Regions from separate parts of the Mus musculus genome. Here region 1 is linked to region 2. Evidence: chromatin loops called from intact Hi-C (ENCODE). Cell type or tissue: heart. All regions are shown on one strand. Links, peaks and the distances in the headings refer to the core of each region. The heading gives the core; the rest is flanking DNA. Region 1 overlaps Gm34472 (a long non-coding RNA gene). Region 2 holds the start of Gm10384 (a long non-coding RNA gene).

What was found. Hi-C counts contacts between places; a loop is a spot of excess contacts. Peaks named below come from ENCODE experiments on the same cell type or tissue, not always from the same donor. Only the 100,000 strongest peaks of a DNase experiment are listed, where the experiment ranks them.
Region 1: a loop joins it to region 2, with 2.1 times the contacts of the local background. A loop is called at or near these places in 3 of 42 quality-filtered maps.

What each region holds. Positions count from the first base shown.
Region 1 is chr15:36,823,897-36,832,563 of GRCm38, reverse strand. The region is part of intron 1 of Gm34472 (a long non-coding RNA gene); the gene reads left to right. Among named protein-coding and RNA genes, the nearest start is that of Gm34472, 15 kb to the left of the region's middle. In heart, for the core only: no CTCF peak of the experiment used is centred there; a DNase peak (open chromatin) is centred at 4,373; H3K27ac peaks cover 1,441 bases.
Region 2 is chr15:36,875,332-36,883,998 of GRCm38, reverse strand. It overlaps Gm10384 (a long non-coding RNA gene), which reads left to right and starts at 3,958. Exons shown (of 2, transcript XR_875155.3): 1 at 3,958-4,311. In heart, for the core only: no CTCF peak of the experiment used is centred there; DNase peaks (open chromatin) are centred at 4,198, 7,698 and 7,758; H3K27ac peaks cover 3,103 bases.

The DNA.
Region 1 (8,667 bases), core at 174-8,173, 51 kb after region 2:
CCCTCCCCAGACCCTGGAACCCAGGAAATAGAAGTCCTTTGCGGCAGTATTATATTCTGGCTGAGAAGGTGAGACAGGCTGACAGGACACGCCCTTGTTCTGTCTACAAGCATTTGTCACTGCTGACACTAAAGAAAACAAATCAAAACACCCATAAAATTTCATCCTATATTATACTGCAGGGAAACAGTGGAAAGGCACAGCACAGCTTGGGAAGTCTCCTCTCGTGGGTCCCTACCCTCAATGGCATCTCAGTTCTGGAGGGCCACCCTTGATCTAATTAGCCACTAAGCCTTAAGTATTGCTAAGTGTCTTGTGTAGTTAGTTGTCTTTTCCTGGGAAAACAGGACACACTCCTCTATTCACTGCCTAGAGGGAGTTCGTGACTGACCAATTAAGTAACAATTACACCAGTGGCCAACTTGGTGAAGCAGTGTTTGTTAGGGTTGCTTACGAGGAGCAAGGGGTGACCCAAGAGCAGCTGAATCACAGAAAGCCCACCCCAATAATGGTCACAAAATACCAGAAAAACTCAAGGAGCTGCAACCCTGGAGCTTTCTGGCAGCTTGCAGACAGCTCCACCCTCAAAAACAAAACAAAACAAAAACAAACAAACAAAACCCACAACTCTTCTCTCTGCCCTTGGCCTGATTAACAGTCTCCTCCCCTACAGTTGTTTACTCATTTTAAACTGCTGGAATGGGGCCTTGAGAATGGTCCAAGTTGCTGTTCTCTAAAACAAGTGACCTTGTGTCAACCTTAGGAGACCTTTGACCCTCTCCCTCCCTCCCTCCTCGGGGGATGGTTCAATTAGAGGAAAGTGCCATGCAACAGTGTTAGGGGACAAAGAGAGGAACAGTGCAGGGATCCTCAAGGTGACAAAGACACAGTGCATGGCAGAGACCAGGTTGTGGTATGCAAAGTGTGGTGTGTTATGTATATGAGTGTGATACATACAGCAGTGTGCAGGTACACATGCCTACATGTAGAGACCACAGCCAGATGTCAGTTATCTTTGTGATCCATAGTATTACCTTGAGATAGGAAAGGTTTCTTAATGCAGTAAACGCCAGTGGTTCTAGTTATAGCACTAGAGCAGTGATTCCAAGCCTTCCTATCACTGTGACTCTCCTCAGGTTGTGGTTACCACCAACCACAAAATTGTTTTTGTTGCTACTTTACAATTGTAATTTTGCTACTGTTAATGAATCCTGACATGAATACCTGGTATGCGGGGTATCTGATATTCTGCTCTTGTGAAAGGATGTTTGGTACCCAAAAGGGGTTGCCATCCACAGACTGAGCAGCAGTGAACTAGAGGCTCATCTGTTCAGATAGACAGAATTTCCCAATTGTTCTTCACACCAAATTCCAGACTCAGAATCACAAGCAGTATTTATTTTTCCTTGATTCTTCTCTTCATTTCCTTTTTTAAGCCAGCAGGTATTTTTTTGTTTTGTTTTTAATCATTCATTGGGACTGCATTCTTCAAGATTTAAAACTTAGGTTTAAAAAGCATGTCTTCAAGATGTTCTCCCCTCTCACCTCTGCCGCACAGCTCTGCTCACTGAGACAACCATGTGGCCATATGCACAGGTGAACAGCATGTATGCACAGGTGCACGCACACCTGTATGCACAGCTGCACTCACGACTGTATGCACAAGTGAACAGCATGTATGCACAGCTGCACACACACCTGTTTTCTTTTCTTTTCTTTTTTCTTTTTCTTAGTCAAATGGCCTCACAATTGCAGGTAGACAATTGTCTCAGGGTTTCATTCCTGTGAAGAGACACCATGACCAAGGCAACTCTTAACAAGACAAACATTTAGCTGGGGCTGGCTTACCGTTTCAGAGGTTCAGTCCTCATGGTGGGAAGCACAGCATCATCCAGGCAGACTTGGTGTTGGAGAAGAAGCTAAGAGTTCTACACCTTGATCTTAAGACAGCTAGGAGAAGACTGTCTTCTGCACTGGGTGGAGCCTGAATATTGGATGGCAAAGCCCACTCTAGCAGTGACATACTTCCTCCAACAAGGTCATGCCTTGTAACAGTGCCACTCCCCATGGGCCAAGCATATTCAAACCACCACAGTAAACAGCATTATATTATCTTTTATAGAATTCTCAGAATTAAAACCCAAAAGGATAAAACACCTTTTTGTGTGTGTGTGTGTGTGTGTGTGTGTGTGTATAAAAGCAAAGAGGCTGATCTTTAAGGAGTAAGAAGAGTAACAGACAATAAGATGGCAAAGACATAAAATAATGTGTGTCTATGTGTGACACACATCTGTGTGTCTGTATATGTATATCTGTGTAGTGTATGCCTGTACCTGTGTGTGTGTGTGTGTGTGTGTGTGTGTGTGTGTGTGTGTCTGTATGTGTTTATTCCAAGCTGCACCATTTATAATTCAACTGCTAAGGAAAAAAACAACCAAGAATTCATAGAGGAAATACATAGGAGAATATTGTCTCCTTTTCTAGCTGTTTACTAAAATCTTTGAATGGCTCAAAAAAAGTAACTGCAATCTTTTGCTGTCACATATAAGAAACACAAAGGAATGCTGGGGAGAGCTATCCTTTGTACTTAAAACATTACACAATCCTGAGGATACAAGAAGCGACAGGAGACTTCAAAAATCCTAACACTACCGACTATCAACAAGGCCACCTAAGTTTCTCTTTTATATTATCAAATTGATGTGGAAACTCAAGAAAGCAGGTTCAAGCTGAAATGAATAGAAGGCACACTTAAGTGAGTAACTGGATGATTCAAGTGTCCTCCATGGCTCAAGATAAAGGTAACTGTAAGGGCATCGGGTCTTACTAAATTGGTGGGTGAAGGACAATTTGCTTTAGTGATTATCTTACATTTGAATATGGACTGTGCTTTGCCAGCAACTAAGAACGCAATTATTATGTTGCTTATAAAACAAGTAGCTTGAGCCCCCAGAAGGGTAATTACAAACAGAAGAACCAGATGAACTAGTCCTGGAGAAGCTGTTTCCATTCCACACTTCCATTTCTTGAGAATAATAGAAGGTAAATTCTTCTTCCATAAATATGTGTCCTTGTCAAAATTCGTCAGGGTCATTGGAAAATAAAATAATTATATTTTGGACCTGACAAGTCTTCAACCAAAAATAGTATTATCCAGCTGGGCATGATGGCACATGCCTTAAATTCCAGCACTCAGGAGGTAAAGACAGAGGTATCTATATGTATTTGAAGGCCTTCCTGTTCTACATAGTGAGTTCCAAGTCAGCAAAGGCTACATAGTGAGACTCTTTCTCAAAAAACCACAACGATGACGATGGTGGTGGTGGTGGTAATGATGGTGATGATGGGGGTGGTGGTGATAATGATTATGATGACAACAATGACATCACCCAGTTTGAGCAACTGTTCATCTCAGTCATTCCAACTGACCCTTGAGTGGCTTTGTGAGTTTTCACATATCAGAGCCACACTGGAAGAAGCCCACTTTGTTACACATAAAATCAAGTGTAAGAGCCTCAGAGAGTGACGCCACAAGAGGAATCCCAGAAACATCGTAGGCAGCAGCTTACATTACCTCACCATTCCCCAACTTATCTCGAAGTACAGTGTCATTACTTCAGTGTTCCCCAGCTTATCTTGTAGAAGGTAAGTTTGTACAGAAGGCAGAGTTCCAGGAGAGTCCCTATAAATCCCCACCATTACTGTGAATCAAATCCTACAGACTCTGCAGAGCAAATGCAGCCTTCTAAGCTTGGGAGCCATGAGAGGAAGCAAATACAAGACTGGAAACTGATTTTCAAATTAGTTGCTTCTCCTGCTGACCTTACTTGTATATAAAAATATTACGTTGGAATAACCGTGGACAGACACGTTTGGATGAGTGAGCTGACCCTCTGCTTACCCCAGCTCCTTTAAGAGTTTGTTTTCCTCCCAAGTTTATTTAATCATAGAGCAAAGCTAAAGACTGGGGGCGTTATCTTGTATGTGGATACATGATTCTTTTCCCCCATGTGGCAAAATACCATCCTAGCTTTGACGCGGAGTTCAAGTTCTAATTGATTATTCTCAGTGACATTTTCCTTAGTAGACCAGAAGACCAAACTAGAAAAAGAGCCTAAACTTGTGTTTGTTTGGCTGGGTTTTAGGTCAAAGAGCACTCTTCTGTGTTCCAGTGGGGGAATGGCTCTCCTGTTTTCTCCCATCTCCCTTCCCTATCCCTCTATCTCCAAGCACTGAAACTTGGGATACCTAGGCACTCGGAGCTCTAAGCAGTTTTCCAGGAAATTCATTTCTGCATCCTCTAAAGGGCTCTTCTGGGCAGTCAGGGGAAGCAGCCCTTTTGGGAGTTGGCCCAGGTTCTAGACTTCCTCTTTGATAAGCGTAAACTCCCTTGGGGGCAGGAACTTAGGATTGTTCACACAGAAGGTCCTGGATCCAGCCAGATCTAGCTCCTTCCAATCAAGCCTGGAAGGGGCGGGGGTAGCAGAATCTGTACCTAATGTGTGTATTCCCCTTCTCTCCCCCCCCCCCCCCCCCCCCGGTGGAGGTGGCCCGGTTTCCTTCTCCCTTCCACAAATGTGGAACACAGGGGTGTCGTGACTTGAAAAGTCTCTTCAAGGGACATGACCCAGATGGGATGAGTCCTCAGAAAGGTGGTCCTTCTGATTCCAATTTATCCTCGTTTACTTTAAGGTGTAGGAGCCCTCATGAGAGGATGTTCTCTTTGGGCTTCATTAGTGAAAGGAGTTGAGCCTTTCCAGAGCTAGCAGGTTTGTCATCTGAGAACTGTGAACTGTGTAACTTCTTGGTGTGTCCTCTGGCACTGAGCCATCTTACCGCTATTGTCAGGGATTTCAGACACACATTCTATGCAATACTCACTCTAGCCTGGCTCCTTTTTTTTTTAACTTTTATTAGTTTGTTTTCGATGTTTTTCTTGCATGTTCTATTTTGTCCTTTTGCCATCTCTACATCTTGTTCAGGAAGATAATGCAATATAACTAATGTCAAATCAACTCTAAAACAAGTATTTAGAGCTGTTCACTTTCCCTTCTTTTCTCTCTTTTTATCAGTTTTCTCTTAACTACATATAGATTCTAAGGTCATCCTTCTGATATGCTAATGTCTTCAGCTACAAATACTTGTTATAATTACATTATAAACTAGAGGGTAGAAATAACAGGGCTGCAGTAAGAACCAAGAGCCTTCACTGAGTTTCGTTTTCAGCTCTGAGTGTTCTTGGTGTCTGACCTTGGGCAGAGCCCTCTCTCTGGATTTCAGCTTCCTGTTTATAAAATGAAGGGGTTGGACAAGGTCACCTCTAAAACCCCTCCAGCTCTGAAATTCATTGACTCTTTGACCCATTGTGGGCGCTTAATAAATAACAAGCACGCTTTCAGAGAGCCACAGGAATGAATTGACTTAGACGCTTCAGTCAACAAAGATTTACTTAGTGTTCACCCAAACGTGGTTGCAGTGTGGGACATGTCAGATGCAAAGGGAGACTCAGGACTTGCTCACCTGGCCCTGCTGCAGTTACAGCCAAGGTTCCAGAAGATCATTAAAAGCTAAAAGCACTAGCAGACAGAAGGAATGACAGGCACAGAGCGGAGAGACCCACTAGAGAGGAAAGGGTCTCACTCCTTTTACCAAAGTAAATCGCAGACGTAAGGGAGAAGGGGACTTGTTTTGTTTATGTGTTTTTTGTTTTTTTATTTGTTTTTGCAAGTTAGTGAATCAATGTTTGAGTTTTCACACTCTAAAATCAAAAATAATCTCTCTCAGAACATGGCTGAAGCTCATCATGATGGTACAAGCCTTTATTCTTAGCACTTGGGAGGCAACAGGCAGAGTTCTGTGAGCTATAGGCTAGCCTGCTCTACAGTGAGTACCAGGCCAACTAGGTCCTTATAGTGAGACCTTGACTTTAAATCACAATCTGGAGAAGGTACTGATGTGTCGTCAGTGATAGTCTTCTTAGCATGTGCAGAGCCTTGGGGTCAGCCTCCAGAGTCCCTGCTCAGATAAGGATATTCTGGACATTTCACCACAAACAAAGGTATCCCTAGGTATCACAAAAGTACTGTTGGGCTTATTATAGTTTCTTTTTAAAACTATTCTTTGGTGTTGGGTGTGTAGCTCAACCATAGAGACTTTGTCCAGTAGAAAAAAGGCCCTGGGTTAGTTTCCAGCACAATGTACACACACACACACACACACACACACACATTATGGTAGAAGGATTGTGTAGCATGTCAGAGACACTGGATTTGATCCTCAGTACCTCATAGATCCAGCGTAGTGGCACACACCTGCAATCCTAGCACTTGGGATGAACAAGTAGAAGGGTTAGAAGTTCAAGGTCATCCGCAGATGCATATTGAGTTTGAGGACAGCCTGCAATACCTGAGACCCTGTCTCAATGAAGAAGGAGGAGGAGGGGGAGGACGAGGAGAAGAAGGAAGAGGAGGAAAGGAAGAAGTTAACTACTATCTTGTCAATTATTATGAATGTTTTCTGATTGATTTCTGTTCTGAATTGCTTGTACTTTTTTGTACAAATAGAATTAATTCCAAACTGCTAATACCATCTTTCAGGATTTGCCAGCTTAGAAGGCATGGAAGCAAGACAAGGATAAACTAGCAACATTGATAAAAAGTGTGTGTGTCCCTCAAATGTCCCAAAGGAGGTACACAAAGAAGCCCTGTTTGCTTCCCAAGAAGACTAAGAAAGAAGAGAGGAACAGAGGCAGGGAGGCAGGGCCTCCGCAGTGTCTGGCTTTGCTGTGCATATGGCTCTCCCATAGCTCTCCTGTCTGAACCTTAGAAGGAAGACTCCAAATCTTACTACTTCAGTGACTCATTGGACCTTGAAATATGAAGCTTTGCTCTTGGGACATGCATCTTTACCATTTCAAAGGCCTACATGTTTGGTTTCCTTGCTGTGCCCACAGACAGAGGCTGACATCCGAAGGTTCCTTACATGCTAGAGGTGACAGTAGGCCTTACTGGGACAAGTCTTTCTCTATTCACAAAATGTTCCTGCATTCCCTTAGCAGCAGCCAAGCATGCCTTGCTGCCTGGCCATTCCAGCACACTCAGGCGTACCATAATTTATGCACATGCTTACAGACCCAAGAGGGCTTCCTGCTTCTTAGTCAGTATGCTGATTGGCTCCTACCTGAGTGGATATGAACTTAAGTCATCAAAAATAATATTGTAGGGCAGGGATGTAGCTCAGTAGGAGGTCTCCTGAGCAGAAGGCACAGTGTTCTGCCCCCACCCCCACCCCAGCATACTGAATAGTAATAAATACCTAAATAGCTTTCAGCAAGATTATTGTGTGGGAGATAGCTAGCACCATTCATTTAGCTCAAGTCTTGGAAAGCTTTTTTTTTTTTTTTTAAAAAAAGGTCAGAATCTTATCTAAGCTTTGAGGTCATGACTCTCCAATTTCTTTTATTGAAAACAATCTAAAATAAGGGGTCCATTTTAAGGAATAGGGTTGTTTGGTTGCTTGGTTGCTTGGTTTTTGTTTGTTGTTGTTGTTTTTCGAGACAGGGTTTCTCTGTGTAGCCCTAGCTGTCCTGGAACTCACTCTATGGACCAGGCTGGCCTCGAACACAGAAATCTGCCTGCTTCTGCCCCTCAAGTGCTAGAATTAAAGGCGTGCACCACTACTACCTGGCATTAAGGAATAGTTTTTAAAGGCATAATTATAACAAGAAAAAATTCTTCATGTATACACATACAAAAATTTAGTGTAATACAACAAGGTTAGATTATTGCAGAAACCACTCAAAGGCTAAGTCTCACCACCTAACTCCTGATGTGGCTGGCTTTGGAAAGTGAAAGCCGTATGAAAATGTTTTTTCTTGAATCCCATCAGAAGTCACTGCGACTCTGTCAATGTCAGCTCCAGAGACAGGTCAAGCACGTAAACAGATTGGAATCCTAAAGTGAATACCTGACTCCCTTTCTTCCATGACTTGCAGCAAGAAACCGTCTTTAAGGCCTTCAGGACCGGGAGCAGAGGGGAATGCGCTTGCCATGGTGATCCCTGAAACCAGGGCACTAAGTGGTAATCCCAGCTACTGTGGAGGCTAAGGCAGGGGGATTATCAGAGCCCAAGTGTTCAAGCCTGAGGAACAGATTCATAAAAAATGGCCACTTGCTGGGCGGTGGTGGCACACGCCTTTAATCCTAGCACTCGGGAGGCAGAAGCAGGCAGATTTCTGAGTTCGAGGCCAGCCTGGTCTACAAAGTGAGTTCCAGGACAGCCAGGGCTATACAGAGAAACCCTGTCTCGAAAACCAAACCAAACCAAACCAAAAATGGCCACTCATTCATGGTTTCTTAGAAGACCTCTCTGTGTTAGTCAGCTCTCGCCATGATAACAAATACTCAAGGGAAAGAAGCTAAGAGAGAAGGTTTATTTATCTCATGTTCTCAGAAGTTTCTGCCTGATGCTCCCTAGACCTACGGGGTAAGAATATCATGACCAGGAGAGTGTGTGTTGGTGGAAGCTGTTCACCTCCTGATGTCAGTAGGGAGGCAGAGAGACAGAAGAAGGCTGTGTTGCTCCTTGTCTGCCCTGCCTAGGCCCTCAGCCTATTGGATAGTGCCAGTCCATACAGGACAGGTTCTGAAAACACTTTCTCAGAACTAG
Region 2 (8,667 bases), core at 536-8,535:
ACCCCCCTCTTCAGTTCCTGCCTCCAGGTTCCTGCCTTGAGTTCCTGCCCTGATGTCCCACACTGATGGAGTGTGCCCTGAGACTTGTAAACCCTTTCCTTTGCAAGTTGCTTCCCCACCCCCAACCCCTGCTCCACCCCATTGGTATTTTGTTACAATAGTAGAACTAAGACAACAAATAATCTAAATCTGTATCACTCACTATGGTAACCACCAGTCAGAATTGACCATTTAGCAAAACTGATAAAGAGAAACCTGGTAGCCCAGTTGTACAAGCTACATTTTCTTTCTCAAGTGCTCAGGAGCCACACGGCTGAAGTACAGGGTGGCTTTAACTTTAAACTCTAGAATCTCCCAGAACATCCTCACAGAATGTTCCATGGGATGGCGATGATCTAGGCACATAGTGCTAGACTAACACCTGACTAAGTGTTCAGCCATCTACTCTGAAAGCCAGGGCCAGACGAGAGAATAAAGATGATGAGCAGGCAGCCCCTATGCTCTAGGCATTGTCACTGGCTGGGACCACAACTGTGTCGTCAAAGACAGACCTGTAATCCTGAGGATGAAGCATGAGACACAACTGGGCAGAGCTCTTACCAAAGGTTAGCTTGCAGTGAGTCATCTGTGAGGCGTAAGCTCTCATCCTCCGTGCAGCATCTGCTTGACAAAGGAGTGACAGGTGCCATCCACAGGGTGTGGAGACTGAAGGGGACGCCGCCAAGGTGGCTCAGTCAAAAAAGACCTTGCTGAGCAAGCATAGGGAGCATTAGTACAGACCCTGATACCATGCAAATAGCTGGGTGTCCTGGTCTGGTGTACAGTGCTTCCCTACAGCTGGAGGGACAAAACAAAAGAGTCCCTTGGGAGAGGGTGTATGGCACACACCCTTAACCCCAGCACTCGGGAGGCAGAGACCGACAGATCTCAAGGAGGTCAAGGCCAGCTTGGTCTGCATGTCAAGTGCCAGGACAGCCAGGGCTACATACAGAAACTCTGAAGGTTGGGGGAGAAGGGGGGTAGGTTGGGAGAGAGGGGGGTGAGGGAATCCTTCCTACTCTTTGACTGACTCCAGTCAGTCAGTCTAGCTAATCAGTAAACTCCAGGTTCAGTGACAGATCTTATCTTTAAAAATAAGGTAGAGAATGGACAGAAAATGCTCAATATTTTAAAAATGTGTATGTGAGTGCACACACATGGGGAATGTGAGTGCACACACATGGGGGGGGTGTGAGTGCACACACATGGGGGGTGTGAGTGCACACATGGGGGGTGTGAGTGCACACATAGGGGGTGTGAGTGCACACATGGGGGTGTGAGTGCACACATGGGGGTGTGAGTGCACACACATGGGGGGTGTGAGTGCACACATGGGGGTATAAGTGCACACACATGGGGGGTGTGAGCACACACATGGGGGTGTTGAGGGCCACACACCTAGAGGTCAAAGAACAGTTTGAAAAACTTGGTTCTCTCCTGCCACCATGGGTCCTAGGGTTTGAAGTCAGCCTTCAAGTTTGCTGGCAGACATCTTTACCTATTGAGACATCTGGCTGACCCAAGATACTCAGTATTGACCTCTATCTTCTACCCTCCCTCCCTCCCTCCCTCCCTCCCTTTCACCTTCCTTCTCTCTCTCTGGGACGTAAGGACCTCCTAGAAGAGCTTCCGGATAGTAAGCATTCAGTCAGCATCCCGAGGACCAGCACCTGTACCGTGGAGTTCTGTCTCCTACCAACCCCACCCCTCTCTTGACATTTTTTTTTCAGGCAGGATGCCATGAAGCTGCCCAGGCTGACCTGGAACCTTGCGATCCTCGTGCCTCATCCTTCCAAAAAGGTAGAATTTCAGGCCTGTGCCACCAGACCAACTTAATGGTGCCTTTTAAAGAGAGCAGTTGGGGCCATCGGGATGACATCAAGGCACTTGCCACGAAGCCTGCTGACTTCAGTTCAATTCCCCAGAACCCACAGTAGAAGGAGAGAAATGATTTTTGGAAGTTGTCTTCTGATCTACACACACACACACACACACACACACACACACACACATACATACACAATCTACACACACATACATACACACACACATGCACATACACGTGCCATATGCACATACAATAATAATAAATAAAACAAAATCTACAGAGAGCAGTTGCTTAACACACCTGGCAGGACCATTGTTACTTGTGGAGTTGGACATTGCCCTCACCTCCAGGACTCTCCAGACACTGCCTCCTGCCACACCTCTGAGTAACTGAGCAACCAGCTGCCTTGCTCTCCAGCACAGCAGTTCCTTGTTTGAAGGATTTTCATGAAGTTGTTGGAAAGTTTTGTTTTTGTTTGTTTTTGTTTTTGTTTTCGAGACAGGGTTTCTCTGTGTAGCCATGGCTATCCTGGAACTCACTTTGTAGACCAGGCTGGCCTCAAACTCAGAAATCCACCTGCCTCTGCCTCCCAAGTGCTAGGATTAAAGGCATGCGCCACCACTACCCGGCTAGGAAAGTTTTTTTTTCAAGGTGCCCAGATTGGGTAGGCACAACTGACATGCACACGGTATGGGGTCTGGACAAACAACTACAAAGCACAGAGTGACCAGTTCTTACATACTTCAGGAGAGGAATGGCCAAAGAACAAAGAAAGACACCAGAATAGAGGGCAGCTTCAGACTTTACTCCAGAGACGCCACCTAAACATGACAACTTGACTGGGAAAGAACTACTAGAAAGAACCTAGTCCATGCTTCCAGAGGAGGGGCAAGGAGGAGGAGGAGGAGAGGGTGACCGGGGGTGGGGGGTGGGAGGGGGTCATAACAACTAAAAATCAGAGCTGCCTCCAAAGACATTTATGTGTTGTTTTGGGGTATTTTTGGTTTTGTTTGTTTTAATACTTAAGAATTACTGAGGACAATTTGTGAGTTATAAAAGAAGGTGCTGGGCAGCCAGGCTATAAAAAGCTTTTCTGAAAAAGACTACAAAAAAGGAATGTATTTGTTTATTTATTTATTTATTTATTTATGCACAAGTGTGTGTGTGCGCGTGCGTGCACAAGAGCACACATGCTGCTTAGAATAGGGTCCACATATTCATAGAATAAGGGACAAGGTCTAAGTGGAGACCCTTGTCACCTGTTGGTGTGGTTCTCTCTACTCCCACACTTGTTCACAGGGACAAACACTTAAGTTCTTTTGGACCCAGCCCAACTTCCTTTACACCTTTATAAGAAAGTATGAGTACACATTTCCCTTTTTCTAGCTCTACTTTGCACACAATGTACTAAAGAGCCTGTTCTTCATGTTGTTAGTCCTTCATACCTATGTTAGAGCTCTGTTCATACAGAGAGCCTGCCTCTGCTGTACAGTCAGGCTGAAAGCTGTCTAATGATGCTCTCTGGATGGATGTGGAGCCACTGCCTAAACCTACTGTTACATGAAGGCTGTGACCAACACTCCCAACACACATCACCTCACACATACAGAGTGCACCACTTCAATAAAATCTGAGAGGGGGATTGTTGGCCAAAGCCTTTACAATTTGATTAGGTGTTGCCAGATTGCTCTCCACTGGATCTATGCTAAAGTCCTACCATCAGTGTTCGAAAGAGCCAAGAGAAGATGCTATCAAAGTCTTTGTTTCCTGTCAATGAAATAGGTCACGGTGATAGCTCAATAGAGAATTAATTGTTATTTTGTGTATTGAGCTGAGGTCAAATGTCTTGTATGTATTTGAGTCAGCTGTCATTGTTTTCCTGTGAACTGATCTTGTTTGTTTGTTTCTCATTTCTCCCCCTGTGGGTTTATTGGCTATTTTCAAAAATCAATTTCTTACTTAATTCCATTTTTCTCCAACTTTCTTATCAATTTTAAGATTACTTCTTTGTCTATGATCAGAGAAACAATTAATATAAACATACATAGAGCTAATAAGTAACTCTTTTGACCATTTTAATGACTAAACAAAATTATTTTCAAGGAAAGTTCACCCCACCTTAACACGGGCCCAGGTTTCTGGCTGTCTCTTTTAATTTGCTTTCTTAGGGCCTTTGTACTAACTGCTTCCTCTTCCTGGAATAAGGCTTCCCTTTGTCCTCCTGGTAAGTTCCCCCTCACTTTCTCAAGGCCATGTGGCACTTCCTCATTTGAAAGGGCAAGCGGAGGAAGAGGAGACTCTGAAACCAGGAGGCCTCTGAAACCAGGAGGCCTTTCCCAAGTAAGGGCCGAAAGGAAGGAAGCAAATGAGGTGGATAAAGGATGGCAACTCAGCTGCAGGGGTGTTGCCGGACAGTCCAGAGGCTCAGCTGACTAAAGGTTCAGGTGAGGACATGGCTGAGAAAAAGACACTGTGAGGTCAGTGTGTGTGTGTGTGTGTGTGTGCGCGCGTGCGCATGTACAAGTGTATTATGTGAGTGTGTGCACAGGCACATGTGCATGTGCACATGTGAGTGTGTGCTTGTGTGTGTGTGTGAGTGCATGCATGTTGTACATTGTGTAAATGTGAATGTGTGTGTGATGTGAGTTATGTAGGTGTGCGAGGTGTGCGTGGTGACTGTGAATATGTGTATGAGTGAGTGTATATGTGTGTGTGCATATGTGTGAATGTGAGCGAGTGCATGTGTGTGTGCATCCATGTGCATGTGTGAAAGCATATGTGCTCATGTGTGTGTGTATGCACAAGTGTATGTATGTGTGAGATGTGTGAGAGTGTGTGCACATGTGGGGTGTGTGTGTGTGTGTGTGTGTGTAGGGGGGAAGTTAGTCTGGATGAATGCACTCATTGGGCAGAGCTTCCAGATAAAGGAGGAGACTTCTGGAAATCAAACTAAGAAATTAATGCTTTCTTCCTGCCAGTTGTCCTGACCCAATCGGTCAAGTGCAGGTCGCAGGCCAGGAGGCTCTGCCTCCATTGTTAGGATCCATCGTTACTGTGTGGTCATCAGCTTTCCTGTCAGCCTTTATCTGACAGTCAGCATTTTCTGCTGCCATCTTCTGTATCTCCTCCTCCCGAACTCCTTTAAGGATTCTGGTCTTCCCAGCGTCCTTATTCAATATTTATGTAATCTGAACCCATCAAGTATGCTTTGATCTGCAGCAAGGGCTGGGGGTGGGGGTGGGGAATCATCCAAGGCTGGTCTTCAGTAGCTATCTCTTGGCTGGGCCCCTGGGAACCACAGAAGGTGCAGGCACTCCTCTTTCTACAAAGGCTTTGTTTCTGCTGGGCACCTGCCATCCCCTCACTTCCACCCCCAGCAGGGAAGGAATTCTTTTTGTGTTTTAGCAAATTCTTTTCTAAAGTCCCATAGATTTTTGCCTTGCTTTTTCATCACGACATAGCAAGGAGAGAGATGTGCACAAGCCCTTACCAAACAGCACACCCCAGCAGGACCAGCACAGGCAACATGAGAGTGGATACAGTCTTCCTGTTGCAAGTTAAAATCCCCAAGGCCAGGCTGCCTGTCTTCTTCCATCAGAAAAACAGAGATGGTGGAGCCCAGGTGACTCACCACTTACAGCAGCATGCACCTCAATCAGGCTGCTAAGAGTGAAAGTGACCTTGGACTTGCTGCCAAGACTTTCAAAAGGTGAGGGCCAGTTTAGACATCTGTATTGACGGCCTGCAGCACTGAGAATCTGCAGGTTCTCACAGCCACCATCCACTGTCTCAGCCCACCCATGGGAAGAATGCCTTCGTGGTGGCGGCAGCTAGGATGTCTTGCACTGTCAACTAGCTGTGAGACTTGAAGAAACTAAGCTTCCTGTGGGAAGGAGGCAGGGAGAACATACGCTACACAGGGCTTGTTCAATGAGCATATTAAAGAAGCAATAATGCGGCAGGAACGGCGCAGGTCGGGGTGGATAAATACACAATGCTGTACTTCCTCTCAGGCTTTCTACCTATGCTTCATAAACATCACTAATCAATCATGACCTCTCTTTCTCTCTCTCTCTCCTTGAAAGCATGTACCACCCCTGGGAGCCATAGCTGCTGACAAAGATCCCCGAGAAAGTGGAGATAGCGTTAGACTCCCTTGTGAGGTTAAACCTTGTGGTTCATAGTTTAAGAGGCCTTATTGGTACTTTAAGTCCAAGTTTATTCTTGTGGAGAGGAGACAATGAGCTACTGGTTTATTGGATGAATGGTCGCAGGCAGGAGCAGGGCTGGACCTAGAAGAAGTTAGTCCTTGGGCTTCCTAAGACCTCAGTCCTAGGGCTTCCATGGCTGCATTGAGCAAGATGGAGGTGGGGATGCTTGGTGCCTGTCTCCATGGTGACATCAGTCTCTTCCCCAGAAACTGGAGACTGAACAGGAAGAACAGGGAAAACCAGTCACACAGCTCGGAAGCCTTTGGTGATTTGTGGTGCACAGAGAGAGCAGAGAATGGCTCCCTCCTCACCTCCCCCGTCAGACGTTGTTCCGAGTTTTTCATTCGTTGATTTGTTGTCTAGTTTTCCAGTCTTTCCCATCTTTAGCCACGATGATGATGTTAATGTGGGTGAATGAATTGAGACTCTTGCTTGGGAAATTCTCAGCTGCCCCCAACCATCCCCCCGCCCCCCATCACCACAGGCATTTGTTGCTTCAGGCAAAGTATAGCACCACGAGACAGACAGACACAGATTGCTTCTGAGATTCAGAAGTCGGACATGGCTTCCTATTCGTCACAGCATAGTGTTTGGATATCAAAAAATCAAGGTCCTAGCGGTGACTTTTCAGAGTGACAGATCTGCTATGGATCACCATTGTGTCTTGTTGTGTGGACACTGCTACCTTATAAAGGAGGAAAATAAAATGCAGAGTAGAATGAAGTGGAAAGTTACTGTGGACAGGAGGATGCCATATGTAAAAGTTTTAAATGGATACAGCAATGGATGTGGTCTTGAAAAGGCATGAACTAGTAACTGCGGAGGGAGGCTCTTCAGGGCACATCAGCTCCTGTCTACTCTCACTTTAGGGAGTGGGAGAGAGTGGAGGTATTTGGCACTATCTGTAGTAATTAATTTTATTTTTAAGTAGAGAGATCTAACACAAATATGGTACAATGTTAACATCTGTTTATTCTTAGAGGCAGATGCAAAGGCGTCATTTTATTTTTTTGCATGTTAAAATACTTTGTAATTTTCCTTAAAAGTTTAAAAACCATACATACACACACCACCACACATATATATGTTTCATACATATCACACATACACACCTACACTACCCACCTATCATACATACCACACACACATGCCATATACATCATACATAGCACACACATCAAATATATACACATATATCATACACACACACCACAACCCAGGACGGACCCGAACACTTCAGTTCCTTAATCATCTATTTGCAAGCTGGAGACAAGGATCTAAGTTTAAAGACTCACGCATGAGAGAGAGAGAGCGAGAGCAAGTGAGAGAGAGAGAGAGAGAGAGAGAGAGAGAGAGAGAGAGAGAGAGAATTGGGCTCCAAGGGTCACAGGATGCAGCCACTGTGCTCCCTCTCTAGGGAAGAGGAAATGACTGAAAAGTCCCAGCAGCACAGTAGGCTCTGGCAGGATTATCTGCATCCTGCAAAGCACAGACACAACTAAGTGTGTCCCATGGCCCAAGGAAGAAGCTGAGAGGAGAAAGGCCCCAGAATTGGCTGTTCCTGCTCGTCACAACAGACACCAATCGGGGCGAGCAATAGAAAAGATGGAGATGCTGATAATCTGGCTAATGAAGGATGAGTAAGACACAGGCCCTGCTCTCAGGGCCACAAGCTTATCTTGAGGGCAGAGAACACATAAGTCATTAGGGTGTGGCATCCTGGGGGGAGAGGGACAGCTAAGTGATACAGAAGCTCTTTGTACAGAAGTGAGACGCTTCCTTAGTCAGTCGGTGCTCCCTAAAAGTGGTCATAAGAAAACAACTTCAGGGAGGAAGTGTTTGCTCTGGTGTGAGGCTGCAGAAATTCTGGTCTTCAAATGGCTGGAGGCTGTTGTTCCTGGGCTGCGGTAAGTCAGAACATCATACAGGACCAGTTACTAACCTCATGGCAACCAAGAGAGAGAAGAGTAAGAAGAGAGGGCGCAAAAGGACCCTTCAAGGGCACAACCCAGTGACCCCCTTCCCATGCAGTTCCCAACTCGGGCTCCAGCTGCCACAGTCCCACTTCCCAGTTGTCTTGGCTCATGGAATTTGGAATCTACCAGTGATCTGGTGGTGAGAGCTCTCAAGACCTCGCCATCTCTGGAAATGTCTCTGCAGACACACACAGAAGTATATCTTACTAGTCTCCTAGGTGTCTCTCAAGACACCCATCAACCATCAACACTAGAGCCACATCTGTCCCTCTCCTAGAACCCTCTTTGGGATAGGATATGCATCAGTTCTCTGTGGCTGAGTAAGAAATTGCCTCAACATTTAGCAGCTTAAAGCAATAAGCACGACCTTGTGACATTGACGTCGGGAAGCATTTTCACAGGGCCACCAGGCTCAAGGTGGCTCAAGAGTACCAGGCTACCAGCATCTGAAGGCTTACTGAAGGTAGGCTGTACCACTCCAAGAGAGTTCACTCTCCTGGCTGGCTAGTGCTGGCCACTGGCAGGTTAATTCTCACTGTGTGGTCCTCCTTGTGGGCCTGCAGGCATTCTTCAGAGTGAAAGTCTGAGAAGAGGCAAGGAAGAAACAGCATCT